Regions from separate parts of the Homo sapiens genome. Here region 2 is linked to region 1. A link is an interaction called in ENCODE POLR2A ChIA-PET data of the cell type or tissue named here. Cell type or tissue: HepG2. All regions are shown on one strand. Links, peaks and the distances in the headings refer to the core of each region. The heading gives the core; the rest is flanking DNA. Region 1 overlaps NOD1 (nucleotide binding oligomerization domain containing 1). Region 2 overlaps LOC124901607 (a long non-coding RNA gene).

Region 1 (15,152 bases), core at 4,364-6,863:
GTGGATACAGCAAAAAATACTTATTGAACTAATCAGTTAACTGATGGGGTCTTCCATTAGTTTGGAAATAAGGACTGGCACTCAACGGTGACAGAATACTTTGCCTAGAATCAAACCTGGCAAGGCTTTTTAATTTTTTTCTTTCCTTTTTTAGAGACAGGGTCTCACTCTGTCACCCAGGCTGGAGTGTAGGGGCACAATCATAGCTCGCTGCAGCCTTAGACTCTGGGGCTCAAGCAGTCCTCTTGCCTCAGCCTCCTGAGTAGCTGGAACTACAGGTGTGTGCTACCATGTCCAGCTAAAGATTTTTTTAAAAGAAAAAAAAATACAACCTTGAATTTGTGCAACCATTAAAATGTCTACATATGTCAGAATAGGAAGAAAGCAAGGGGTCAGAACACAGGCCATTCCCATACTTCCAAAGGCCCCTCTATAAACCAGACCATCGAGGTGTGGGCAGTTCAATCGCAGCCACCTGGGCTGCACTTGGGAGACAGGATTCAGCTGTTCCTTTCTAAAATCAAAATAGCACCTGGGCCTGCTTCCTGAGGTGGCACTCAGGGCTGGCCCAGCCATTACCAAACCCCCCAGGGCCCTGCTTGCACTGGTGCCTGCGGTCTTGCTGGGGCTGACTCCTACCTGGGTCAGTGTTGACCACGACTTTGCTCTGAGTGAGCAGGGAAGGGGAGAAGCCGATCTCCAGCAGCCAAGGCCTGAGGTCCACGTAGGCATCTGCGAGTTGCTGGAGCAAGTAGAGGAAGAACTCGGACACCTCCTCGCCCTTGCTCTGTACCAGGTCCAGAATTTTGCGGACCTGGAGGTGACACAAGCATGAGGGCACGGGCTGGCATGAGGGGCATCCTCCTACCATAAGGACCCTCAGGCAGGCTCAGGGCAGGGCTCTGAGTTCTTAGTACAGCCGGTAGCTATGCCATCCCCCCAGCTGCTGTGACAGTCAACATATTGGAGCCCGAAAATCTGTGAAATGACCTCCTGAGCAAGAAATAAAACCACTCAGCTCTAAGAAACCAGGAGGCTTCCATGAGCCTAAAAATAAAAAGGACAGACAAATAGCCATGGACTTCTCTACCTCTTTTTTTTTTTTTTCTTTTTTGAGACAGAGTCTTGCTCTGTCACCCAGGCTGGAGGGCTGGAGTGCAATGGCACAATCTTGGCTCACTGCAACCTCCACCTCCCAGGTTCAAGGAATTCTCTTTCCTCAGCCTCCCAAGTGGCTGGGATTACAGGCACCCACCACCATGCCCGACTAATTTTTGTGTTTTTATTAGAGACGGGTTTTCCCCATGTTGGCCAGGCTGGTCTCAAACTCCTGACCTTAGGTGATCTGCCTGCCTCGGCCTCCCAAAGTGCTGGGATTACAGGCGTGAGCCACGGTGCCCAGCCTTCTCCTTGTCCCTCTTAACCTGACACAACTGCTGTGCAGGAATGAGAGTGGAGAGGTGAGAACCACCCCTTGGGCATAATGAGGTAGGCACCTGGGCCACACAGTAGGAGGGCGATAGGCCATATATTAAAAACGGCTTTTTTTCTTGTTAAAAATGTGGGAAAACAAATCAAGAGAAGAGAACAAAGCACACGAGTGTGCTACTGCTTCCCCCAGAAACCGTCCTGGTCTCTTCTGAGTCCCAGCGGGGTCATGTCATAAATGAGTTGTGTCATTCCTCTAACCAAGAAGGAATTTGTGGTCTCCATTTTATTTTTCAGGAGATAACGCAAAGCGTAAGTGGAAGTAAGGGCTGTTAAGGCGTCCCACAGTGGAGCGGGGAAGATTCTTCACTGTGGACCCACCGTGGGATGTCATCATTCCTGACCCTGAGTCGGTTCCCCTCCGAGTCTCACCCAGCAACAAGCAGCCCTCCAGCCTTCAGAGGCACTGAATGAACATCGCTGCTGGGGATGCTCTTATGCTTATGTTCTTTTTCCCTCCTAATTTAAAGGGGATCTAAAAATGAAGTGTCTGGGAACCAATACACACAGCAATGAGAACTGAGATGTCAGGGTTTGCTCCAGACACAAACACAGAAGTAAAATACCTGACTGTGCAACCTGCTAACCCAGGCATTTGTGTGCTATTAGTACCCCAAAATGCAGCCCTGCCCGCTGGACTAAACTCCCACGCTCTTCACTCAGATCAGCAGGGAGAGGCCTCTTCTAGCTCCCGGGGTCCACACAATGCCATGCCCGTCCCTGTCCCCGGGGCACCTTGTCAGGCTGGGTGGGGCAGGCACACACAATCTCCGCATCTTCGGCCGAGAAGTAGTCATTCTTCAGCAAGTTGTCCACCAGACACTGAGTATTGCGGATGTGAGTGACCAGAAGTTCCCGATTGCTTTTCAGTAATTGAATGTGGGGGTGAGACTCTGATGGGATTATTTCCATCTCACTGTGGCCCTGCTCTTCCATAGTTAAAGTAGCAAGCGGCTACTTTTCCCAAATTCATCTTCAGCTGCGTGTGTCCTCTCAGCAGAAGGGCAATCAGGATTCAGGCCGCGCCCTCCAGGGCCCCTGCTACTCTGCGCAGCCCCTGAAGAGATCAATGACATCATCAGCAAAGCAAAAGCTACAGAAAGAGCTCACCCCACCTCCCACTGGTTGTGGGGTTTCTCTACCTAGAGCAGGAAGGAACCATGCTTAAGACCTTTATCTGGCCAGGCAAGTTGGCTCATGACTGTAATCCCAGCGCTTTGGGAGGCTGAGATGGGTAGATAGCTTGAAGTAAGGCCAGTAGTTTGAGACCAACCTGTGCAACATAGTGAGACACCCATCTCTACAAAAATAAAAAAAATTAGCCAGGCATGGTGGCGCACCTGTAGTCCCAGCTATTGGGGAGGCTAAGGCAGGAGGATCACATGAGCACAAGAGTTCAAGGCTGCAGTGAACGATGATCACACCACTGCACTCCAGCCTGGGTGACAGAGCAAGGCCCTGTCTCTAAAAAAACTTTTATCTTAGATGCATTAAAGAAAAAAAATCATAATTTAATTGTTTGCACTTGAGGGTTACATCTCTAGGGTAGGTGACCAGAGATAGCCAACTCTTTTTTATTTTTAAATCAAAACATCTTTATTATTACTATAAAGCAAAAGTGTGCTTTGATCCTATACTGGGATAGAGATGGAAAGGTGTTTATTTTACATAATAAGGTTAACAGGGCTTGGAGGTTTCTGCATTCCCCAAGCAGGGAACAGGCCCAGAACTGAGAAAGAAAGACCTGTGGGGTTTGGTGGGAGACGGTCTCAGCACAAAATAGCCTGAGAAGAGAGACAGCAGCATGAAGTCTCCTGTGGTAGCCAGAGGCAAGGAACCTGCGGACGGTGATGTCTCAGTCACTGTTGCCCATTTTGGGTTGTGCTATAACCTCTTCCCCCGTGTCCTTGACCTTCAGCAAAGTCTGTTATACACAAGCACCCTGGGAAAGGAGGGAAAAGCAATAGCCCATGTGGCATGAAGTGGGACAGAGGGAGGGCAGAGGGGCAGGAGGAAGAGGGAGAGCCGGCACAGAGTTCCTGGGATTAGATTCCCAAGAGAGGTATCTCTCTGGAAACCCTTGAAAACCTGGTACAAGTGCTGAGTTTCTTGTCTGGGTAGGAACAGGGACCCAGGCTATTTTATTTGGGCATTAAAAAACATTTGGGTTCATCTGAGTTATCCCAAAATTGCACTCACTACCTTCCTTGTAACAATAACAGCAAAAAATAATAATTTTTTAAAAAAATCCCACAGAAGATCCTTCAGCCTCTTCTTGTCCAGGAATACTTGCGTGTGTAAAATGATCTTGGAAGTGGAAAGGCCTGGAATTGGCCACTTTGTCGTTTGTCTAGGCAGGAAAACTCATGCATTTCAGAGAGAGAGTAAAAAAAAGGTTTTTTTGTAGTTCAAAAAAAAGCTCATAGATCTTTTAACACTATCCACATCATTAATATGTTTCACAAGCCACATCTGTTAACATTCAGGTCCAGTGGTTCTCAATTTTTTTTCCACCAAGTGGCACATGAGTCTCCTGCTCTTTGACATGCTTCTATGTTTTCTTTTTTTAACCTATCAAATGCCAGACCCCACACAATAGCTTTCTTTTTAGAATCCAAATGATAGAGCAGGAAAGAGTAAAATTTAAAATTATCAGCAACAGAAGGGCAAGAGATCCTCACCAAAAAAATTTAAAGGTATGAAAATATTAGTTATTGTTCCAATAAAAGTTATTAAATACTAATCCAGCCTTTTCTTTTTTTTTTTTTTTTGACAGAGTCCCACTGTGTGGCTCAGGCTGGAGTGCAGTGGCACAATCTCGGCTCACTGCAACATCTGCCTCCTGAGCTCAAGCAATTCTCCTGCATCAGCCACCCGAGTAGCTAGAACTACAGGCGGGTGCCACCATGCCCAGCTAATTTTTGTATTTTTAGTAGAGACAGGGTTTCACCACGTTGGCCAAGCTGGTCTTGAACTCCTGACCTCAAGTGATCTGCCCACCTCGGCCTCCCAAAGTGCTTGGATTACAGGTGTGAGCCACCACACCCGGCTATTTTCCATGGCAGTCAATTCTATGACCCACTTTAGGATCCTTAGCTTTAGAAAATCGGTTCATTTAAAGCATACCAGCTGACAATATTAAATTTAAATTAGCAGTTAATAATACCTTTTTAAGTTTCTGGCATCATTCTTTGAAGTTAGAATATTTTAAAACAACATTGTTTAAATCTTCAATTTCCAATTTATTTCTGGAATCTGCAAAATCAAAGAAAGACTTAAAAAAATTATTGTGGCACATGGTGAATGAATGAATAAAATTGGCAAGAGAATAATTTTAAAATCTAGTACTCCCAGGTATCAGACTACTCTCTGTACCTTCTTCTTTTAGGACAGTGTTTTCTAAATGTTCAACGTCCCCACCATAGTCACTTTTTTGTTGTTCTTGCCATAATTGAGTCACACCTGTCCTTTATTTGCTTAACCTTTTGCTTTCAATTGAGTTTTGAAAACTCTAATAATTTTAAAGGAATGTAATGTCACCATTAGAAACAGAAAAAAAATATCCTTTGCAATACATAGAAAGTAACACAAAAATTAATTCACCAGAAATACCACAATGTTACTGTATTCCAGCTAGTCCTGCTGCCTGGAAAGGCTCCAGGGTTGGGGCCTGTTTTCTCTCGGAAGCATTTGAGAGATGTTAAAGACACAGTAGCACAGAATTGAGACTTTCTCTTTAAGATCATCACAAGGCTGAGAGAAAACTGGAAAGAAGTCACTTCTCACTTTGTGATTCAGCATTTTGCAATGCCATGCTCCATTCTTTAGAAAGCTGGGAAGGGGTGTTGCACAGCTTCCTTCATCCCTCCTTTCCCGACCTTTGCCCGCCTACCACGAGGGGCCCGTTTTACTCACTGCTTCTGTCTCTTCCAAGCCTGCGATTCCCATAAAAACAGCAACTTGTCTTCCCAGATGTTTTCTGTAATCGCCGCCACAATCTCCACCTCTTGCCATCAAAGGCAGAAACCGAAGGAAAGTCTCCTGACTTACAATCACCTAAATAAAGCAATATATTATATGACAGCCATCTGGCAAGGAGGCTGCTTTATAATGTCCAGAGCCCTGGCTGAAGATTTAATCAGGTGTGCAGAGTTAGCTCAATTCAGCAAGAACTTAACAAGGTATGGATGTTGGAAGGGAAAGCAGAGAAACTGAACTCTGCCTTGGTAAACAGAATCTAAGGGTAGACCAAAACCATACCATGGGAGACTGGAGATCAATTCGAAGTTCATGGGCACTTATTACCAGAAACACCAGACAGCCAGAGATCTGCTGGCCCTGGGGGGCAATCCTTTCCTTTCTTTGCTTGGTAAAGGGTGGGTCCAGTTGATGAAGACGGTCTGGTCCTCTCTTCCAGGCAAAGAGAGGACGGAGATTGGGCTGGGGCCAGGTATCTGGGAGCTGGGTCTGCTCTCCTGGGTGGAGCTTTCCCAGGCCAGTGGTGCAGACCAATGGGGACTGAAGTTGGAGATCCTGGTAAGACAGCTCCAGGGATACCCAAAGGAAAAAACCAAGCTAATGGAGGCAGCCAGAAAACAGGACACACCGCAGAACAAAAGATGGATCACCAAGTGGAAAAATGAAGCAGAGGAGATCGGAGGAGGGTGAGTCCACCACCAAAAGCCATCTCCTGAGGCAAAGGCAGGTGGGGGTAGAGCCTGTGGGCAGTGAGGGAGCCCCGAAGGGAGCTGGGGGTTGCACAGGCATTTCCTCTCAACCGCTCTTCTTTCTAGCTTTCTGCCCTCAGAGAGGGTTAGTTTCCAGGGTAAGGGAATCCCAGGGGCAATTCACCACTCCGGGCTCCTCACAGAAACCAGTGCCCAAGTCCCCTCCTGCAATGTGATCTTCCAAACTAAAGAAAAGGTCTGCAGAGCCTCCAGGAGAAGATTCAGGGAAGCTGCTCTGGTGAAAAGGAAGCAGGGATTGCAGGATGGCGGATCTTCAAAGGGAAAAAGGAGACCATAGAGCAGCTCTGTTGAATTGAAATATGACACAGCTTTCCTAGTAATTTAAAACTTTCTAATAGCCACACTAATAAAAGTAAAAATGGACAGGTGAAATTAATTTCAATGATATATTTTAATTCTAATACACTCAAAATATTTCAGTATGTCATCCATACAAAATTTATTTATTATTATTTTTTGAGATGAAGTCTCACTCACTCTGTCGCCCAGGCTGGAGTGCGGTGGCGCAATCTCGGCTCACTGCAGCCTCCGCCTCCCAGGTTCAAGCAATTCTCCTGCCTCCGCCTCCTAAGTAGCTGGGATTACAGGTGCACACCCCCATGCCTGGCTACTTTTTGTATTTTTAGTAGAGACAGGGTTTCATCATATTGCCCAGGCTGGTCTTGAACTCCTGGCCTCAAGTGATCCTCCCACCTCAGCCTCCCAAAGTGCTGGGATTACAGGTGTGAGCCACTGCACCCAGCCCATCAACAAAAAATTTATTAATGAGATAGTTTACATTCTTTTTCTTCATACTATGGCTTGGAAACCTGGCATGTGTTTTAATCGCACATCTCAGTTTGGATCAACCACATTTCCAGTGCTCAAGAGCCACATGCGGCCAGGGGCTACTCAAGTGGACAGTGCCACTCCAGGGCAATCACTAAAAGCTAGGGTGTTGAGACATCAGAGTTCCTGCCTGCTGCCCTTCCATTTGAAATACTGATGCCAGGAATGATCTTTGTTGTTGTTGTTGTTGTTGTTGAGACGGAGTCTCGCTCTGTCACCCAGGCGGGAGTGCAGTGGCACAATCTTGGCCCACTGCAAGCTCCGCCTCCCGGGTTCACGCCATTCTCCTGCCTCAGCCTCCCAAGTAGCTGGGACTACAGGCACCTGCCACCATGCCCAGCTAATTTTTTGTATTTTTAGTAGGGACGCGGTTTCACCGTGTTAGCCAGGATGGTCTTGATCTCCTGACCTCGTGATCCACCCACCTCGGCCTCCCAAAGTGCTGGGATTACAGGTGTGAGCCACCGTGCCTGGCCAGGAATGATCTTAATTGGCTTTTCAGATCAGTTTCATCGGCAACTCAGTGAGACAGAGGTTAAAGACGTGAGGTCACTGAAAATTCTGCAAACTCAGGAAGAAAATACACACTGGACCTACTGGTTTATACTCAATGTAAAATTCTCTTCACTGCTGCATACAATTTTGCAGCTTTGCATCCTTGCAAAGATAGAGAGTAAGATACAAAAATGCTGTTGATGTTTGGTGAGTCAGGACTCTCCTATACCACTGGTGGAAATGTAAATCTGTGGAAGTCTCTGGAAAGTCCTTTGACACAATATGTGTCAACAGACTCTGAAAACTTTCTATTTAGTAACTTCCCCTTCTAGAAACCCGCCTTTTGAAAAGAATCAGGGGTTCTGATGGGTTTTTTTTTTTTTTTTGCTGTTTTTTCTTTTTAAACAAGGGACTTCCAGTCCTGGCTATAATAGAATAACTTGTAGCTCACACAGAGGACAACTGCTGGTGAATGGATTGACAAAGTATAGCATATTCATACAGTAGAACACAATTCAACAATAAATGCCAATGAAACAAGAATCCATCATGAATGAGTGTCACAGATACTACACTGAGTGAGAGAAGCCAGACTCAAAAGAGTACTTAGGGCTGGGTGCAGTGGCTCACGCTTGTAATCCTAGCACTTTGGGAGGCCAAGGCAGGTGGATCACTTGAGGCCAGGAGTTCGAGACCAGCCTGGCCAACATTGTGAAACCCTGTCTCCACGAAAAATACAAAAATTAGCAGGGCATCGTGGTGCACACCTGTAATCCCAGCTACTAGGGAGGCTGAGGCAGGAGAATTGGTTGAATCCGGGAGGCGGAGGTTGCAGCGAGCCAAGATCGTACCATTGCACTCCAGCCTGGGTGACAGAGTGAGACTCCATCTCAAAAAAAAAAAAAAAAAGATTTCATGCATATGATTCTGAAAATCTGATCTAGAAATCAGATCAATGGTTTCCTGAGGCAGGGGGCAGATGGGAGTGGGGGAGAAATTGACTGCAAAGAGGAATAAGGAAAATTTCTGGGGAGATAGAAATGTTCTGTGTCTTGATTGCATGCTTGCTCTCTCCCTTGTATACAGTCACATATGTGTGTGTATGTATATATATGAATATACATATAGATACATACGACTTGTCAAAAGTCAGCAACCCATATGCTTGAAATCTGTGAATGTTATTGTATGAAATTACACTTCCATGAAATTGATTTTCTTTTAAGGAAAGGCAAAATAAAGTTTTTCCAGACAAAAACTGAGACTTTGTTGCTACCGTATCTGCACTAAAATGAACACTAAATAGAGTTTTTCAGGTAGAAAAAAAATGATCCCAAGACAAAAACAAAAATGATGAGCAACAGGAAGTGTTCATAAGCTGGGAAACAGAAATGGGTACTAACCGAACTATATTATATTAATATCTCGTGAGGTCACCAGGACCCCTCAGGAAATGATTGACCTAGAAAGGAGTCTCACCTCCTGGAGAGCAACCAGGACTCTGTCCCTGAATCCTGGGGTGGCCCCAGAGAAACCACAGATACACACTCACTCAGTGTCACTTTCACCGCAGGCTTCTTTCTTTCCTTGCACTGTCCCAGGGGACCTTGAGCGGAGATGTGCATTTCTTATAACTGAGATGCTAAGATTAAAAAAAAAAAAACATTTTATAAAGATGTTCTCCACATGTACCTTTCTATGTTTTAATAACTTTTTCTGTAAGTATAAAACAATACCTGCTCACTGTAGAAAACTTGGGAAATGCAAAAAAAAAAATTAGAGGAATAAATTAAGTTCCCTATTATCCACATGCAATAACCACTATTCTCATTTTGGAGCACTTCCTTTCAGCTTTTCTCTGCATGCATTTGCGCCCACACTGACTTTTTGCATGTTTGGCATTACACCATGTTTTTGTTGTTCTCTTACCGTTATCTTGTGTTTCTTTGTAACTGCTAAGGCCCTCTTTGGAGCTGCAGAAGCTGGCTTCTGGATGACTTGGCTTCTAGAAAGCAGAATGTTTTGCTTTCCCTGGTTTTTCTCTTATAAAGAAGGGTAAGAACTCACCTGCCACTCTGCTGCTTTAAAGCTCTGCATCTGAGAAATTCCACGTGCCAAAGGGAGGCTCAAAGATAATGGCAAATGGTCTCCCTTTCCTCGGCCCGGCCATGCCTGCCTGAACTGCTAAAGCAAACCTGGACACCTTGCCCAGCAGCCTCTGCCAGCTGCGAGGCACATGACAGTGCTCTACCATCAGCGTGACCCGTGGGATAGCTGCAAGGGGGTGGGCAGGGGCAGAGAGTGGTGGGACAACTCCATGAGGTTGCAGCTGTTCATTCCTTCTACAGAGATCCACTGAGCACTTCCTCATGTCCGGCCCTGCAACGTGCAAGGGCCCCAGCAGGGCCTAGTCTGATAATAGCTAACACCAAGTGTTGTACTAGGGCATCAGCATGGATGTTAAGGCTTTATACACATGGTGAGAGGCAGGACAACATAAGGGTGAAATCTGTGGTGTCTGGGATCTCTAGAGACAGCAGTGTTCAAATTCTGACTCATGAGCAAATTAGAGGGAAGTTCCTGCTAAATGGACCATGTTTGCTGGTGATTTTAGGCTGTGGGGAACAGGGGCACTCTCAGTTTATGTCTGTTCATGGGACTTTATTATAAGATCACTGATTATAAGGACCATCACTTGTTAGCAAGTTAGCCAGCCTTTCTGTGCCGTGATTGCCTCAAGGTAAGAGTTCCACCTCAAAATGTTGCTGTAAGGATTAAGTGAGTTAATATGCACAAAATGCCTAGGCCAGGGCTGGCACTCAGTAATGAGCGAATCATTTACTAATTTCTGTTATCTCAATCCTTGCAACAACCCTAGGTGCCAGGGGTCATTGTTACCGCCAATTTACACATGAGGAAACTGAGGCACACAGAGGTCAAGTAGCTCCCTGCCCTCACAGAGTTTACAACTGGGCAGGACAGACAGACACAGAACAAGGAATCACAAGTATGGTGAATGTGTGGAAGCAGAAATGAGCAGAGAGAGACAGGGGGGTGCCGTGGCTCTCAAGGGCTTCCTTGGGCTCCAGCCAGCATGATCACAGACGTGTCTGCTCCCCTGCAGCCCTCTGTAATGGCAGGTGACAGGGAGACCCAGTTAGAGCTCCTCTCTCAGGGAGTTTGAATTTGAGACATTTAGAGAGATGCTGAGTCCCAAAAACCCACAGGAGGTGTGGGTTTGGCTGCCCACAGCTGAGGCCACCAGCCACGGCTTCCCTTATTTTGTGTATCTTTATAATAAACCCCCATGAACATAGCCTCAGTGTGCCCCTGTTCTCTGCAGCCTAAAAAACACTAGCAAACATGATCCATTTAGCAGGAGCTTCATGCTGTGCAGAATCACCCAGCAGAGGTTTCCCTGCTCCATTGTGACTATGAGCGCCTTCCTCCCAGCATGAGCAGACAAGACTAGACTCCATCCCAACTGATGGGGCCAGATTGAGAACAGAAACCTCAAGAAAGTCATTTCCCATCATCAACACTGGCCTCATGATTTCACTCTTTCTTCAGGCACCCAATTGTTGGGAATCATTATTCGCTCTTTTTTTTTTTCATGTTTATATTTCAAAATAAATAACACAGCTTTCCATAAATTGGTGTTGCAACAGTAGCAGCTAAGATTCCTAACAGATCTAAGCCCTGTTATAAAACATTCTTTAGCAATGTAGCAGATGCTATCTTAGAGTTACAACCCAGCGTTTTTCAACAGTGAGCTCTGTGTAGTCAGGCCATTCTGTAAGTTTTTCTACTGTGATACTTGCTATATAGGTTGGTAACAAATACAAGCATAAGCAAAACCAAGGCCAGCTTTGCTGGCACCCAGGTCATATGGAACCTGGCCCAGTGCCATGCCATCTGCCTCTGCTCCTGTCCTGACCCTCCCTCCTCAAGCTCTGACCACTTCTTGAAGTGAGTTCCCAAACAGCTCTGCTCTCTGCAACCTTGGCGGCCACAGGAAAAGGCCAGTGATTTTATGAACACAGAAAGGATTGGCTTCTAGGATATAACTTTATGGGTCACAGGAGAGTTTTCAAAGACTTTCCCACCCCTTCCTTGAAAACCAACACAGTGGTAGAAGTATTCAGTTCATCAAACAGTTCAGGTTCTTCTCCTAGACACCTGGTAGGATTACACTTCCCTACCCCTTTGAAGTTACAGGCTTTAACTCATGAAACATGAGCAGAAACAGAATGTGTTGCTTTGGGTAGGAGGCTTTTAGCCATCACTGCTTAATTTATCAATGTGCAATTTTTTTTTTTTTGCTTCTGGCACTATGATTAGCACAAGATGGGGGCAGCTGCATCAGCTCAGGCCCACAAATAACCACAATGAGTAGCTCTTGCCAACTCGCAAAGGACATAAGATATGAGGAAGAAATCAACCTTGATTGTTTGATAGCCAGGCATGGTGGTGCACGCCTACTGTCCTAATGACTCAGGAGGCCGAGGCAGGAGGATCACTTGAGCCCAGGAGTTCAGAGTTCGAGGCTACAGTGAGCTATGATCACACCACTGTACTCCAGCCTGGGTGACAAGTGAGACCCCTGTTTCTTAAAAAATAAACAAAACAAAAAACCTTCGTTGTCTGAGCCCACTACATTAAAGGATCCCTCTTAGCACAGAAAAGTCACTACAACCTTTTTCAGATACTATAACTATTTATGGAATTAAGATTTAAGATAAAATATAACACCATTCCCTGTCTACCTCAGACTCAGCAGTAATCTATATAGGGAGATACTGCTTTACTAGGAAGAAAAATAGGCAGGACATGCACCTTCTTTATTTGTCCTTGGGTTACATCATTCACCTTCTCCCAACTTGTGTTGGGTCCTGCCACCTCACTCCACCCCTCACTTGGCTCCACAGAACCACATCCATCATTTCTGTTAGAATTACTGGGTTGGTATCCCTAAAAGCCAAGCCGACCAGTGATGAAAAAGAACACGGTGGAGCTGCATGTACTGACATAGAAAGAGCCTTAAGACATCCTGTCACTTGAAAAATGTAAGTTGCAGAAAGAAATATAGAGTATAATAACATTTATATGGCTTGCCCACATCCCCTGCCCTCCAAATACACAAAGCACTCCACGTTCTCTATAGGCATACGCCCGTGAATGTAAATGCAAAGAAAACCACCTGTGAGAAGACACACGGTGTGAGAATGAAAATTACTTCTGGAAAGGGAGAGGACACCAGGAGTAGGGTAGGACTTTTATTCGTAATGTTTTTTTTTTTATAAGAAGGCTATACACTTGCATGATTGAAATATTTTAGGGCCTTTTCCTCATTAGGGCATCTCAGGACATCTTGAGGCAGGCCAGCACAACATTCTCAGCGACTGCCTTGTTTTGAGGAACTATGACTTTCAACTCAAAGGGCCCACCTGCCCTAGAGAGAAAATGCTTGGTCTTCATTAAACTAAACGATGGTTCATTAAGACCAAACAAACTCAGATGAGATGTTAAGACTTTCTGTGCACCTGTAAATCAATAAAAAGCTCTTCCTGTTTTGTGAAAGTATCACAATAAATCTGATGGGATTGTGGGTGGGAACAGTTTTTTTTGTTGTTGTTGTTATTTTTGTTTGTTTGTTTGTTTTGAGACAGAGTTTCACTCTTGTCACCCAGGCTGGAGTGCGATGGCGTGATCTTGGCTCACTGCAACCTCCGCCTCATAGGTTCAAGTGATTCTCCTGCCTCAGCCTCCTGAGTAGCTGGGATTACAGGCACCTGCCACCACACCCGGCTAATTTTTGTATTTTTAGTAGAGACGGGGTTTCACCACGTTGGCCAGGCTGGTCTTGAACTCCTGACCTCAGGTGATCCACCTGCCTCGACCTCCCAAAGTGCTAGGATTACAGGAGTGAGCCACCGCACCCGGCCTATATTTTGTTTTAAATTTAGTAGAAGGCCATCAACTTAGGGTATTACCATTAAGCCTAGTTAGAAATAAGGAATATAAAGTGAAAAATAATCAGTCCCCACAAAAATAGTACAGAGCAAAAGTCAACAATACTGGCTTTCAAGTGGATTTTTAAAATCCCAGAGCCACAAGAAATACCATATTGAAGAAATGCTCAATGGTTGCCAAACGTTTCATTTCCTTTGTCTTGTATTTCCTCTTTTTTTCATAAAACACATACCTCTGAACACTTCAAAACATTAGCAGCTCAACTGCCTTCTGGAACATTCTGACACCGAGTGATGTTTTAATTTTGATTTCTCAGCAGCAAATGGATGATGTCAAAGGGGCCTCACATTTTCCTAACCAGTATCAGCTCCCCAACCCAAATGGTTATTATTACCAAGGAAACTAGTTCAGATTCTTTTTCCCTTTCTGTTAAAAACACATCCTATCACCCAAGTTTAACCAGAAAATGCCATCTCTGGTAAAGTCACAACCTGCCATACACAACATGGGCTTCTCAGACATTCTGCCCACCACCATCCTGGACAATAGGAATAGATAACTGATATTCATTTATTGAATGAACTAAGTTAAAGCCATCATTCCCTGCCTACCTCATGTAGGTACCTGCCTACCTCAGAGGTGATATAACCCAGATTGCAAATGTCAATTAGAGTGGGCTCCACCAACCCCCAACATAACTGGCACACATATACCCATGAATGGGGACCACATCTGAATTCTCCTTTAGGAAATGACTTCTCTTGAATATGATTCATTTTGGTGAATTTAATCCACAGGCTCCACAGTTTTACAAGTAAAGAAGATAATTATACTCTAGTTGTTGACATGAACTGCTTGGATGTTCAGGGTTGTGGTGATGACGTGAACAACAGACTTCTTCACTCTGCAAGTTACCCAACAGCAAGCTGGGTGGATGAAGCCATGCCAACAGCATCTGGCAGGAGCCAGCACCAAGCACACCTTACACAGCTTCGACAGAGCTGCACGGAGAACACATATGCTTGGTCAGCTCAAATGGTGTCCTACTTTTCCTGCTGCATGATCCACAACAATCTGTGTTCTGTTGTTGTCTGTTTGTTTTTCTTGCTTGGTTTACAATTTCTTAAGGAACTTAACCTGGAAAACAAGCCCGGTCATGTGGGCCTCTGCCATGCCAGAACACTATAGGCAGCCGACTCTGGAGACAATTTAGCAGATGGATGAAGCTACAATTATTATTGGAAGCTTTTTAACTCCATTGACACTCACTGACTTTAAGTATCTGAAAGCACTTAATCCCTCAGAATTTGAAAGCAGATGGAAGTCAGTCCCTCCCGGAATCACCTCTCTCTCTCCCGGCTTCCTTCCCCTCCCTACTCCCTCTTCCCTCCCTCTAGCTCCCTCTGTCTCTCATACAAAGTACCTTATAGTGTGAGCTCCAGACACACAGACACTGCCATCCTGCCTACAAAGAAAGGAATGCAGACACAGCCAACGTCAGCATTCGGGGTGGGACCACAGTGGAACGCATACATCCTTTCACAGCTGCCAAGGCCTTCTGGGAAGTCCAATGCCTGCCCCCACATCTCTCAGAGCCAAACATCTTCTTCTGGTCAGGAA
Region 2 (15,152 bases), core at 5,638-8,137, 200 kb before region 1:
GATGCCACGGGGAAGGGGTATCTCAGAAGGGATCCTAGCTATTGATTAGAACCAGTGTAATTTTCTTTGTCAGCACTTAAGACTGTTTCCCACTACCTGTAGACTTCCCAGATTAATGAGTCAATGGTGTCCATGGGGCACCTCTTATATGTGCAACTGATCCCCAGCATCCGGAGAGTGGTATAAGGTTTATAAAATGTTTTTCATTTACGGTGTTGTATATTTTTCCTCCCAATAATCCTGATGGGTAAGAACAGACATGGAAGTTATTTCCCTGAAAAAAGAGGTAAAAGAATAAGATGTCATAATAATAATAATAATAATAATGGCTCAAATTTATTGAGCATTTACCAGACTTACTATCCAAATGATCACATTTAATTCTCATAACCACCTTGTAAGGGAGGTACTCATCACTCCCAATTTGCAGATGAGAAAACTGAGGTTCAGAGAAGTTAAGTAAACAGCCTAGGTCATACGAGTAGGACACAGCCCACTCCAGCTGAGGCAGAGCCTGTGGTCTTCTGAATCACTATGCTATGCGGCCTGGGTCTCTGACACTTAGCCCTGTTCGTCCTCCAGGGAGAGACATTTGACCAGTATTAAGAGCCTACTGTGTGCCAGGAATAGCTCTAGACACTGGTGATGCATTCATTCACTCAACAAATATTTCAGTATTTCCTGAGTGCTCACTACATGCCAGATTCTGTTTTGTGTTTGGGGTACATCAGTGAACAAAGCTCTCTGCCTTCCTGGAGTTTACGTTCTACTGGAGCAGGCAGACAAGAAACAGGACACATTTAAGAAAATCATATGGTATGTTAGCAAGTGATACACTCTATGGAAGAAAGAAAACTTACAGCATAGTAAAGGGTACCAGGAATGCTGGAGTTGGGGTAGACAGGGTACACTTTTAAATAAAGTGGCCAAGAGAGGTCTCATTAAGAAGGTGGCATTCAAACACAAAAATGGAAGGAAATGAGGGAAGTAACTGTGTCCACATATAGGGAAGAGCATTACAGACAGAGGGAAGAGGCAGTGCCCAGCATGTTGAAAGAACGGCAAGAGGGTAACATGGCCAGAACTGTGAATGAGGAAGAGACAGCAATAGAGATGTGATCACAGCATGGTGAGGACCCAGTCATGGCAGGCCCCCATGTCACTGTGAAGACTCTGAGTGAAATGGAGCGCCCTGGCAGGGCTCTGAGCAGAGGAATGGCCTTTTCTTGTTTTTGTGTTTAAAGAACCACTCTGAATGCTATTTTGAGATGAACTCTAATGTGGCAAGGGTGGAGGCAGGTCAGAGCCAATGCAGTGATCTAGGGAAGAGATAATGCTGGCTCGGGCTGGGCAGTGTTGAAGGTAGTAAGAAGTGGTCAGATTCTGTGGGTGTTTTGAATGTAGAGCCACATTGCAAGACTACCAAGTCATTAAATCAACTGAAACCTGGAGTTTCAAAAAACCTAGACTTAAGAAAACCATTTTCATAACAGAGGAACAGAACATAGGATTTCATGCATGGTGACTTAGAATACTGAAAATTAGTGCTAGTTAGGAAAGAACTATACTTAGACCCAACAGAAAGCATGTCAATAAGAAAACTAGAAAACATAATACATTCCTGTTGTTGTTCCTTGTTTCATTAAATTCAATGCATTCACAAAAATAAAGCAAGCCTCACTAACAAAGCCACATCATTTATAACTTTGCCCTTGTGATTGTGCTGTGAGTACATTCCACAGACAGAGTTAACAGTATTTTAAGAACCATTGCTTCTTTGTTTTCCAAGCTGAACCCTGTTTTACTCCATTGGGAAATATAAATAATGGGAGAAAAGGAAGCAAGATAATGCAAGTATTAATTAACCATTCCTGATCCCTATGACTACAGACACTTTGTGATTATAAGAATCCTAAGAAAAATGGCTTTTTTCTTCTAGGCTTCATCTATTAGATGCTAATGTGGAGAACAAAGTGGCCAGATGAACTTGATTAGCATCACTCTAAAGGAAGATGAGTTGTACCTAGGCAGTTGTCGTGGGCTTGGTGTTTTTTACCTTCTCTATATAGCACAGGAAGTGTTTTGCTGCTAAGACTCGGTGGATCATCATTTGTTCTTTTATCATGGGTGGGTGTGGGCAGAAGATGAGCATCAACAATATTTACTGCTTGACTCCTATGTGCCAGCACTCTGCTACTGTCTCATTCTCCTTTGTACACCCAGTTTATAGTCTTTTAATTCAGCCTGACAGTGTTCTTTATTGAGGTGCACACCATCATTAATGTTCACAGCTGAATGAAGATCTGGCTTTCTAAACAGCTACAGGATTGATGGTTTTATATTAAGGGAGCATTCTCCTCAATGGAGCTGACTTTTAAAAGTGGACTCTGGCATTGGATTAAGTTCTGAGTATTAGGAGATCACTTAGAAGGTCTGTACCTTCCTGCTTGCCTGGTGGCTAATTGTGCAGCCATTATCAGATTCCTGATTAAGAAAGTATATGATGAAAGTTTCCTATGAGGAAACTACTGTGGATAAAGGCCTAAGCTTAGCCTCTTCAAAATACGATTAAATATTAGGTTGGTACAAAAGTAATTGTGGTTTTTGCCTAATAGTTGAGGCATTCTTATTAATCAGGATCACTATTTCTGGAAGTTCTAGCCACTAATAGGCAAGAGAATGAAATAAGTATACCACATTATAATTATTTGTGAGAATTATTAAAAATAATAAAAGTTCAATCAGAAGCCACTGCTAGAAATCACATTACATGTCTTTGAGAGAAAGCCCAGGCACAATCACTGCTGTCTGGGCAGAGCCTCAGAAATCAACTTGCTCACTTAAGGCAAAGGAACATTTACTATTATACTGAACTTTGTCTACACTCAAAAATGGGATCAGAAGAAAGGGAAAGGTTTGTGAACCTCAAGTCCAAGAATAAAAATAGAGGGCTGAAAATGAAAACTCTTATTTTTTAGCTGTCTCAAAAGGAAGCCAGACATTACAGACCAAGGACCACTACTATAAAAGCCTTGGATATAAAGTCAAATTTCTCACATTTTAAAACTCTATGCTATTGCTTCCTTCCTCTCCTCCTCCTCCTCCTCCTGCTGAGTGAAGAGCATAGGCCCTAAATCAGGCCACTTGGTCCAGATTTCCCTTCTACCACTTACTAGTTGTGTGACCATGGAGATGTTACCTGGCCTCTCTAAGCTTCAGTTCCCCTGTCTGTAAACTGGAGATAAGAATAGGACTTATCTCCTAGAGGTACATTTGGAAGAAAGAAAGAACTACTACAAAACACACACACACATACACACACACACACACACACACACACACACACACAGAGTCAGTGCTTCAGGAGCAATGACAATGGGGGATCTTTGTCATAGCCTACTGCCAGGTTTGAGAAACCCCAAGGGATACAGTAGATGGTACAGTGATGGAGGTTGTCACTAGGCTGGATGGGGGGAAACAATTGAAAGAATGTACTCGAAGCTCAGTTTGGAGGTCCAGCATAGGAGAATGGCTGGGGGAGGCAGGAACAACAGCCTAACTCATTTAAAGAATAGTAGAATCAAATATATCCCTCACAGCTTCCAGCGCATGATCTTTATAAATGTGTCTGAATCCAGGAAGATTGCTTCATAGCAAGACACACTTTCCCCCGTTGCCATGGAAACAGCACTGTTCTCATGTGTCAGGAGCGCATGCAGACACACACACACGCACACACGCACGCACACACTGTATGTTAATACATTCTGGTGTTCTTTATACTTCTAAAAGGACATGTTCAGAGCCAGAATTTTACTAATTCCTATCATCCACTTGTTATCTATTATCTGTGTTGTTATGATGTTAAAAATACTGATTTTAGGTTTTTCTTCAATATAATCTCTCCTAGAAGTGAAATAATTCATTATTTGCCCCTTCACCTAGCTCCAATTTTTCTCCCACCCCTTAAACGAACATACTGTAGATCTCAATGCCTATAGTTTATTAATGTTTTAGAAACCTGTTTCAGATCCTAGTCAATTTCTTTGATGGGTAGAATGATGCATTTTGTGTACTTCATGTTCTTAAATATTCTCCATCTAAAATATTGTTTTTACACTGGTAAAATGGCAATTTCTGGGAAGAATGTTGATGAATCACAAGTTTGTATGAGTGTGGGACTATAGTGGTCTGGTTCAGTCTTCAATCTGTATACACTTTAAAAGAAACTAAAGGAAACTGATATGGAGAAATATATTATTTTGACAAGTGTTTCTTGGGCATCTACTATCTCCATATATGACCCAGTTGCCCCTGAGAGCTAATTCCAACTACATGGAGATGCTCACGATCAATGATGAGATGGCATGGTGCATGAGAGTCAGGGAACAGTCTTCAAAGCTCAACACAACCAGCTGTGGCTTTCACTTCACTTGAATTAGGTCATAGAGTCATAACCTGTAAAATGAGCAACTTGGACTAGACTACCTCCCTGGTCAGCTTCAAGACGCCACGGCTATACTTCCATTTCAGAACCAGGCCCCATGGAGTGTGTGGTTGCTTAGACAGCCTCAGTAAGTCCCCGTCTAGGAAGTGACTCAGCCATGTCAGTGTGGGGCTCACACCCCAACAGGCTTCCCACTCCTTGCTGCACCAGTCTTCACCCCAGACCTAGGCCCTCTGGGTGGGGTGGAGCTCCTTCCCAGTGTTCCCTCCCTTCTCCTTCTGCCCACCTCAGATCTACCCTTTGTCACTTGCCTACTGAGACCAGCCAACTTGAGGCAATCATTCCTGCCAAGTTAGCCAGTGGCTGCATATATCATACTCAAGGCAACATTCTTATGGTAAAAATTTACTTTCTGCAGATACCAACCCTGGTAAAGTCTCCAATTTATTTCCTACAACAACTAACCTTCTCACATTCTTTGTTTCAGCCTCAAGGGCAGTTCCTGGAATTCACCAGGCTCTTCACTGCCCTCAGCCTTGGCCTCTAGCCAATGCTGCTGCCACTGCCCAGAAATCTTCTCCTCCACTCAGCACTCTGTTAACTCCTTTCCGCCCTTCAGCAACAGCTTCCAAGTCTCTTTCCCCAACTGAGCCCTCTGCTATTCTCTTTTCCGTCATAGATCTTAGCAGAAAGTACAAACATCTCCCTCAGTAGATGACAGATTTCATGAAGGCACTGTGCCACCGTACACCTGGTACCTGCCTGGTACACAGCAGGGGCTCAGGTTAATAACCGTTGGTTAAATACATGGATGAACAAATGAATGAAAGCACTGTCTTAACCCAAAGATGAGACAGATGGTAGGAATTGCAGGCCCTGGCACATGTCGATGGGGGAAAGAGACATTTTTGAGCAGGTGAAACTTGTCTCTTATCTCTACCTGCAGTGCTCACCTGACTCCTGAAGGACAGACACTAGCAGCAGAAAATATCATCACTCCCAAATGTAGCTTGTCCTATAACTGTTTGTCAACAATAAGGCTTTGACTCACTACAAAAGCTTTCTTCACATGAATTCAAAGCATTTTGCTTTGCATTTGAGCAAGCCTGTTGGTGACAGCAGTCCTTAGAATGTGAAGCACAATGGTTTAAACATTAAATTGAGACCGTAAGGCTGAAACTTGTTCCCATCTCACAACGAACCTTTGGCAGAACAAAGACCAGAATCCAATTTTTGTCAATCAAGTCACTTTTCCCCTCTGGGCCTCAGTTTCCTCCTCTGTAGTTGAATGTACCTCTTCCTCCACTTCACTCTTCCCAAAGTGCTGGGATTACGGGTGTAAGCCGCCGCACCTGGCCTTCATGTTTATATCTAAAAAAAAAAAAATCACTCACATGTGAACTTTTCTTTAAATAATTGGCTATAGAGGACACATTTTCTTGGGAATAAAAAAGGCACTAGTAGTGCTATTTTTGTTGTGCCGATTGATGCCAGCAGATTTATAGTTGCCCTACTTGTTCTGTTTGTCTTGCCTGCAGAGTGGATAGGTGGCTGGGTACATTGCCCTCAAATCTTTGAACAATGGCCCCAGCTTTAAAATGTGCTTTCTTGTCCTATTTTCACCACTGAATCAATGTTAATTAGAAAAATCCTTTAACCTCTTTATGTCTTAGTTTTTTCACATGCGAAATGGAAAGAGCACCTGGCTCTCCACATGCCTAGAGAAATCTAGCACGGGGTGGTTAGAATTTGTGACTGCTGCCCTGTCAGTTCCATGGAGATGTCTGGCCTCTGGGCAGTATGGAGATGCAGGCTTGCCAGCAGTTTGTGATGCCTCTTTTGCTGGGTCCCATGGAAGGTTGCTAGATGCCCTGACTCCTGGTGTTCTATAGCCGGAGAAGACAGATTCGGTGTTACTTCTAGAACAGTGCCTCCCCACAGGACCAAGTCTAATCCGGTCTGATCTGTAGCCAATGAGAAAAATAAAGATAATGTGGTGCATGTGTCTGTGTGTCTGTGTGTGAGTGTGTGAGTGTGCATATTGTCAGTTGTTCTTTCTTCTGAGATAATGTGCTTCCTATTTTTCGGTGTGAAATTGTTTTTTTTTTTTTATGTCCATAATGCATACTTGTCATAAAATTTCAAAGTCTGCTTTAAAACACTGAGCTGAAGGACAACCCTGTTATTGTTTCCTAGATCTTCTGTGACCTGGTTTTGACAGTCAATGATTAACTTACTTTGGCTAGAAGAGGTAATGCTAAGTGTTGGAAGTTTACTCAGCTTCTTAACTAGAATTGCACTAACATTTACTAAGGGTACACTGCGTGCTAGGAACTGTGTTTGATGCTTCCATGTACATCATTTTATTCAATCCTCTTAGGAATTCTATGAGGTTGGAAGTGTTATAGCCATTTAAAATAAGGGCAATCTGAAGCTCAAAGAAGACAAACCACTTGGTCAAGGTCCCCAATTGTTAACCATCAAAGTCTGAATTTGAACTTGGTTTGTCTGAGCCCAAAGTCCATAGTTTTTAACCTCACTAGCCTAATTCTGTAAATAGATCTGGGATGAACAGGACTCTTTCATCCATGACGCCTTCCTATCTGCTGAGTTGGTGAGAGTCTGAAGAGGGGCCAAAGCCAGGGACAAAGTGAGACCAAGTCCCTGAGTCACACAGTGACCTTGAGTGCATTCCAGAGATCAGACTGAAACATCCTCGATGATCTCTTCTGTGGTATCATCTACCCTTGATTTTCTATAAATAGGAATAATCAATGTTGACTGGACTGAATGACACAGAAGCAAACGAATTGTTTGTCCTCCAGGACTGTAACCAGCAATCAGCCTTGTATTCAGTGACATTTGGGCCAGTATTTACTTCTTTATCTCATATCTGTTTTGTCTGTGATTAAATTCCACTATGAAGGTGACCAAGAAAGCTAATGTTTTGAATTTTCAAGATTTCATTGTTAAGAAATCTGTTCAAGGAAAGGCCAAGTCTTTGGGCAGAATGACCAAATGCTCCTAAGCCTCAAGTTTGCGAACTTTATTTCAAAAAGTAGAGTACTGGTCTTTTTAGCTAAAGGTTCCCATTCTGTAGGTCTCATGGGGGTGTCCTGGAATCAAACCTGGGGATTGAATATAGGCAGAAGATCCAGGAACACACATTGGGAACAGTTCTAAGATACCCACATTTCGTTCAAGAGGCATATATAATCATCATTGGCTGGCTGGACACTTTTCCTTTATTGTTTTTCTTTCCAATCAACAGGGATGAAGAATAGCCCTTGTTGACCCTACATGCCAAAAACAAATTGCACGAGCCTCCAAATAATCACTTTTTGGAGGGTATATTTTAGTACAAAAAAATGGACCAAACTGAAGAAGCCTTAGTTGTAGAGTCCAGAGGGTTGAAATTGGGGAGGGGTGAGAACCAAGGTGTCCTCATGGGCCAGGAGAGCACACCCTGGCCCATGCCTTTCTTAAGGACAAGGCACGTGCTGGGCACTGTCAGCGTGGAGTCATGAATCCGGAAGAAGCAGTTGCACTAACTCAAAAGTCCTTTAGCATTTACAGACAGTTCTGTTTTTATCGAGTATAAGCATATCTTCCGAATGCTGCCTGCAAATGCCAACTCTCTGGCTGGCGCCATGCTTCTCCAAGGTAACGCGCTCTGTGTGCATGGCTGTCTTCATGGCTGTTTATAGGCAGAGAACAATTCTCATTGATCAACACCTGGGCTGAACCAGTTGTTCGATATACAGGCATACCTTGTTTTATTGCATTTCGCTTTATTGCACATCCTAGATACTGCTTACTACTTTTTTTTTTATATATACAAATTGAAGGTTTGTGGCAACCTGGCATCAGGCAAGTCTATTGGTGCCATTTTTCCAACAGCTTGTGTTCATTTCATGTCTTTGTGTCACATTTTGGTAATTCTCACAATACTTCAAACTTTTTCATTATTACATTTGTTATGGTGAACTATGATCAGTGATTTTTTTCTTTTTCTTTTCTTTTTTTTTTTTTTTTTTTTTGAGATGGAGTTTCGCTTTTGTTGCCCAGGCTGGAGTGCAATGGCGTGATCTTGGCTCGCAACAACCTCTGCCTCCCGGGCTCAAGCAATTCTCCTGCCTCAGCCTCCCGAGTAGCTGAGATTACAGGCATGTGCCACCATGCCTGGCTAGTTTTGTATTTTTAGTAGAGACAGGGTTTCTCCATGTTGGTCAGGCTGGTCTCAAACTCCCGACCTCAGGTGATCCACCCGCCTCAGCCTCCCAAAGTGCTGGGATTAACAGGCATAAGCCACCACACCTGGCCGATTAGTGATTTTTGACGTTACTGTTTTATTGTTTTGGGGAGCCATATAAGATGGAGAACTTAATAAATGTATGTGTGCTAACTGCTCCCCTGACTGCCTGTTCCTCCATCTCTCCCTTACCTTGGCCCTCCCTATTTCCTGAGACCCAACAATATTGAAATTAGGACAATTAATAACCATACAATGGCCTTTAAATATTCAAGTAAAGGAAGAGGAACACATCTCATCTTCTTTTTTCTTTCTTTTTTTTTTTTTTTTTTTTGAGATGGAGTCTTGTTCTGAGGCCCAGGCTGTAGTGCAGTGGTGCAATCTCGGCTCACTGCAACCTCCACCTCCCAGGTTCAAGCAATTCTCCTGTCTCAGCCTCCCAAGTAGCTGGGACTACAGGCATGTGCCACCACATCCAGCTAATTTTTGTATTTTTAGTAGAGACAGGGTTTCACCATGTTGGCCAGGCTGGTCTTGAACTCCTGACCTCAAGTGATCCACCCACCTTGGCCTCCCAAAATGTTGGGATTACAGGCGTAAGCCACCATGCCCCGCCACATCTCTCGCTATCAATCAAAAGGGAGAAATTATTAAGCTTAGTGGGAGGTATGTGGGAGGCCAAGATGGGCTGAAAGCAAGGCCTCTTGCACAAAACAGTTGGCCAAGTTGTGAATGCAAAGGAAAAGTTATTGAAGGAAATTGAAAGTGCTACTCCAGTGAACACATGAATGATAAGAAAGCAAAAGAGTCTTATTGTTGATATAGAGAAAGTTTGACTGATCTGGATAGAAAATCAAGCCAGTCACAATATTTCCCTAAGCCAATGCCTTGTCCAGAGCAAGGCCCTATCTCTCTTCCATTCTTTGAAGACAGAGAGAAGTGAAAAAGTTGCAGAAGAAAAGGTGGAAGCTAGCAGAGGTTGGTTCATGAGGTTTAAGGAAAGAAGTTGCCTCCATGACATGGAAGTGCAAGGTAAAGTAGCAAATGCTGATGTAGAAATTGCAGCAAGTTATCCAGAAGACCTAGCCCAAGACAGTTGATGAAGGTGGCTACACTAAACAACAGATTGTCAGTGTAGGTAAAACAGCCTTCTATTGAAAGAAGATGCCATCTAGAACTTCCATAGCTAGAGAAGAGAACTCAAGGCCTGGCTTCAAGTCAGCCTTCAAAGGACTCTTTTGTTAGGGGTTAATGCAGCTGGTGACTTTAAATTGAAGCCAATGTTCATTTACCATTACAAAAATCCCAAGGCCCTTAAGAATTATGCTAAATCTACTCTGCCTGTGCTCTAGAAATGGAACAACAAAGCCTGGATGACAGCACATCCGTTTACAGCATGGATTAGTGAATAGTTTATGCCCACTGTTGAGACTTACAGCTCAGAAAAAAAAAAAGATTCCTTGCAAAACATGATTGCTCATTGATGATGTACCTAGTCACCCAAAAGCTCTGATGGAGATGTACAGGGAGATTAATGTTATTTTCCTGTCTGCTCACACAACATCCATTCTGCAAATCTATGGATCAAGGAGTAATTTTGACTTTCAAATGTTATTATATAAGAAATACATTTTATATGATTATAGCTACCATAGGTAGTGATTCCTTCAATGGGTTTGGATAAAGTAAATTGAAAATCTTCTAGAAAGGATTCACCATTCTAGATGCCATTAAGAACATTTTTGATTCATGGGAGGAGGCCAAAATATCAACATTAAGAGGAATTTGGAAGAAGTTGATTCCAACCCTCATGAATGACTTTGAGGAGTTCAAGACTTTAGTGGAAGAAGTCACTGCAGATATGGTGGAAATAGCAAGATAACTAGAATTATAAATGGAGCCTGGAGATGTGACTGGATTGCTGCAGTCTCATGACCAAACTTCAATGAATGAGGAGTTGCTTCTTATGGATGAGTAAAGAAAGTGGTTTCTTGAGATGGAATCTACTCTTGGTGAACATGCTGTGAACATTGTTGGAATCACAACAAAAAATTTAGAATGCTTCATCAACTTAGTTGATAAAGCAGTGGCAGGGTTGGAGAGGATTGACTCCCAATTTTGAAAGAAGTTCTACTGTGGGTAAGTAAAATGCTATCAAACAGCATTGCATGCTACAGAGAAATATTTTATGAAAGAGTTCATCAATAAGTCCATTATTGTCTTATTTTAAGAAATTGCCACAGTCACCCAACTTTCAGCACCACTACTCTGATCAGTCAACAGCCATCAAAAGTGAGGCAAGACCTTCCACCAGCAAAAAGATTAAGACTCGCTGAAGGCTCAGATTGTTAGCATTTTTTAGCAATAAAGTACTTTTAAACTAAAGCATATCTGTTTCAGACATAATGCTATTGCACACTTCAGACTACAGTATAGTGTAAACATAATTTTTATATGCACTGGAAAACCAAAAAAAGTGTGACTCGCTTTATGACATTATTCACTTTGTTTTGGGGGTCTGGAATCAAACCTGCAATGTCTCTGAGGTATGCCTGTACTTAATGTCATCCCTAACTGTGACAGTGCCTCTTGGGCAAGTTTATCTTTGAGGTTATTTTGGACCATGGAAGGTCACAAAGAGTGAAGCGTATAAAGGGTTCCCTGAGAAAAGAGAGTTGGAACTTGAGGCAAGGTGGCAGGAGGAAGAGGAGAGAATACAGCTAAAAATACTTAGTATGGTGTCCCTAATTGGTGAAACTAGGCCAAGGTTGGCAAAACTTTTGTAGGAGAGTCAAGTCTGAAGGATGGTTAGTGGCTCCCTGGAGTCCTGATCTGGAAGAATTTCTGCAGTCACAGACAGCCTCAGCGGTGATATCTACAATGACTGATTACTGATGTCTGCCAAGGGCCCAGGAAGAGGTGTGTTTGGCATATTTGTCAGCCATGCTCTGGTGGACATGTGGATACATTTTGAACTTTTTGGCCTTTTGCTGATCTTTATTTTCAGAAACACACACCAGCATTTCTTTTCTCCTCATGCATATTCATGGCTATCTACTTGCTGCTCAAATAAGAGATTTATAGTAGTTTAGGCAGAATCTCTCAGAGGTATCTGAGCTAATGAGCAGTAAACACCACTCAGCATATGTCTCTAGAAACTCTGGGCAGGGAAGCCTCTACAAGTTGGTCATCCCTGTGTAGTCACTTTTTCTCTTTGCAACAGATGTCCAATACTCAGGTTCTCCCATGCCTCCAAAACAGCTGTCACCCTCAAATCCCCTGGAGTGGATCACGACTGTGGCAGGATCTATGACATCCATTATGGGTTTCACACAGAAGACATGATAGAGTGATATGAACTGTGACTGTGCTGTCACCAGCACTTTTAGTTATAACTGAGCTCTCTGGAAATATCTGCACCACTTGAGGGAGTTGGTGTCCTCAGCTGTGTCCTGCTGCATGATGTGAAATGGTAGAGGCAGGCCATTTGCCTCACTCCCTTATTGCTACACTGCCTGGCTCTTTGCTATTTTTATAAAAAATCAAGTTTTCCTTAAATATCAAAGAATTTTGGCCAGGTGTGGTGGCTCATACCCATAATCCCAGCACTTTGGGAGACTGAGGTGGGTGGATCACTTGAAGTCAGGAGTTCGAGACCAGCCTGGCCAACATGGTGAAACCCCATCTCTACTAAAAATACAATAATTAGCTGGGCATGGTGGCACACGCCTGTACTCCCAGCTACTTGGGAGTCTGAGGTGAGAGAATTGCTTGAACATGGGAGGCGGAGCTTGCAGTGAGCCAAGATTGTGCCACTGCATTCCAGCCTGGGCAACAGAGCGAGACTCCATCTCAAAAAAAAAAAAAAAAAAAGAATTTTATCTTCAGGGAGCCCCTCTGTTTTAGTCTACTTGGGCTGCTATACCAAAATACCATAGACTGGCTGGATGAAACAACAGAAATGTGTTTCTTTATAGTTCTGGAGGCTGAGAAGTCTGAGATCAAGATGCTGGCTGATTCAGTTCCTGGTGAGGGCCAACATCACAGCCTCTAGACAGCCACCTTTTTGCTGTGTCCTCACTTGGTGGGGAGAGAGCAAGCTGCCATCTCAAGAACAGTGATCCCATCATGGGGGCCTCCCTCAAGATCTCATCTAAACCTAATGACCTCCCAGAGGCCCACCTCCCAATACCATCACATTGGGGGTGAAGACTTCCACCTAGAAATGTGAGGGGGATACAAACACTCAGTCTGTAACACCCTCCTTTATGGAAGGTGTGTCTTCATTAGAAAACACCAATCCTTGATAATATAACCAAACTTTTTAACACTAAAGAGTTTGGCTGGGCGCGGTGGCTCGTGCCTGTAATCCCAGCACTTTGGGAGGCCGAGGCAGGTGGATCATGAGGTCAGGAGATTGAGACCATCCTGGCTAACACAGTGAAACCACGTCTCCACTAAAAATACAAAAAATCAGCCAGGCGTGGTGGCGGGCACCTGTAGTCCCAACTACTCGGGAGGCTGAGGCAGGAGAATCACGTGAACCCAGGAGGTGGAGGTTGCAGTGAGCCAAGATCGCGCCACTGCACTCCAGCCTGGATGACAAAGCGAGACTCTGTCTCGGAAAAAAAAAAAAAAAAAAAGTTTGACCTGAACGTTTTGTGCTTTGGGTTTTAGTGGGGTTGGTGTGCTTGTGCTACCGAGTTGAGAGAATAGAGAGCTTTAATAATTATTAGCATTTAGCAAAATAATGATGTTTTCAGTTTTAAAAAGAACAGTAAGTGACTCAATTCCTATTGCTAATTGTAGAAAATGTCATGGTGGAACTGCGTGGGGAAATACAGAGGAAACTGCAGTGGGTTGGGGAGGAGGACCGTTTTGAACTGCTTTTTGTTAAGAGAACTGACAATTCTGCTTGTCGAGTTGTTAATACAATGTTGAAGTTCAGGTGCTGTATCTGATTTCAATTCCTGACTCCTCCACTTAGTAGCACTGTGACTCTGGGCAAGTTACTGCATCTCTCTAAGTCTCAGCTTTGTCATTTCTAAAATGAAAGTAATAATAGTTCCTACTCCATGGGACTCAATGAGGAGAAGGTTCAATGAGGAGCTGGGAGTGGTGTCTCTTGCCTATAATTCCAGCACTTTGGGAGGCTGAGGCAGGAGGATCGCTTGAGCCCAGGAGGTCAAGACCAGCCTAGGCAATAAAGTGAGACTGTTGCTACAAAAAAAAAAAAAAAAAAAAAAGCCAGGCCTGGTAGTGTGCACCTGTGGTCCCAGCTACTCAGGAGGCTGAGGTGGGAGGATCGCTTGAGTTCAGGAGGTCGATGCTGCAGTGAGCCGTGTTCACGTCACTGCCCTCCAGCCTGGGTGATAGAGCCAGACTCTGCCTCAGAAAAAAAAAAAAAAGAAAAGAAAGATTCAATGTGAATGTATGCAAAGTAATTCAGGATTGTGTCTGGAACATGGTAAGTGCTCATTAGATGTTAGCTATTATTATTATTAGTATTATTAGCAGCATGGTGGGAAAGATACAGCACTAGGAAGCTAGAGCCCTTTCCCCAATTACTGAGGTACGTTGACAGTAAAAATAACAACGACAACAACAATAATAGCAACACTTTTATGTACTAGGCTCTTAATATTATTACTATTATAATCATCCCTTACTTATAACTGTGGAAATTGAGTCACAGAAAGATTAAATAACTTGCCCAAAGTAACAAGGCTAATGACCAGCAAGGCCAGAGCTTGAATCCAGGCAGCCTGTTGCAGAGCTGACATGTTGAACTAACATGATGTGTTGCTTTTTTTTGTCTATACAGTTAGGGCCATGGCTAGAGGCAACGTGTAGACCCAGTAATCTGTTGGGATCCCTCCATGTCTCGGATCCTTGGGAATGTCCCTGAGTTTAGATCTACTGTTATGCTCTATATCAGACAATGAAAAACACAGTTCTAAGTCCTTAGCTTGGGAAACTCTCATAACATTTGGCTTAGTGAAGTCAAATGGTACAAAATTCAAAAGTAAAAGGCACATGGTATAAAGTCTTACTTCAGCATCCAGCCATCTAGTTCCCTTGCCCGGAGATAGCAAATGTTAGCTAATGGATCAACTTTGAGCAAATTGTTAACCCAAAACTTACCTCTTTATCATCCAAGACAAACACTGCTTCCATGCCCCACCTCCCATCTGTGCTCTGACTTCCTGGCTGGAGACAGAATTCTCAATGAAGGAGAGAAACAGAAGTAGTTTCTCTTCAGTGCCAGCCTCACCTTCCCTTCCCTTCTCTTTACGTCTCCCCTCCCCTACCACTCCTGGGTCTTTCTTTCCCAACTCAAACTATCACCACTTTACACTACACTAAAGGTATCCTCAGGAGAAGGTTGGGACATCTGCTTTAACTTCCACAACTCCTTTGCTACCGTGACTATCATTCTGGGTTTATCACCAA

What was found. Peaks named below come from ENCODE experiments on the same cell type or tissue, not always from the same donor. Only the 100,000 strongest peaks of a DNase experiment are listed, where the experiment ranks them.
Region 2: POLR2A ChIA-PET joins it to region 1 with 5 read pairs; 1 of 35 experiments calls an interaction of 5 or more read pairs at or near these places.

What each region holds. Positions count from the first base shown.
Region 1 is chr7:30,454,498-30,469,649 of GRCh38, forward strand. NOD1 (nucleotide binding oligomerization domain containing 1) reads right to left here. Exons shown (of 14, transcript NM_006092.4): 2 at 5,404-5,544; 3 at 4,655-4,743; 4 at 2,224-2,545; 5 at 640-814. The coding sequence starts at 2,424. Among named protein-coding and RNA genes, the nearest start is that of NOD1, 17 kb to the right of the region's middle. In HepG2, for the core only: no CTCF peak of the experiment used is centred there; a DNase peak (open chromatin) is centred at 5,334.
Region 2 is chr7:30,248,463-30,263,614 of GRCh38, forward strand. All of the region lies in intron 2 of LOC124901607 (a long non-coding RNA gene), which reads left to right. LOC105375218 (a long non-coding RNA gene) reads right to left here. Exons shown (of 4, transcript NR_136267.1): 3 at 5,650-5,818. Among named protein-coding and RNA genes, the nearest start is that of ZNRF2, 29 kb to the right of the region's middle. RefSeq lists an enhancer at 6,602-6,746 and a cis regulatory region at 6,668-6,681. In HepG2, for the core only: no CTCF peak of the experiment used is centred there; DNase peaks (open chromatin) are centred at 6,689 and 7,009; H3K4me3 peaks cover 775 bases.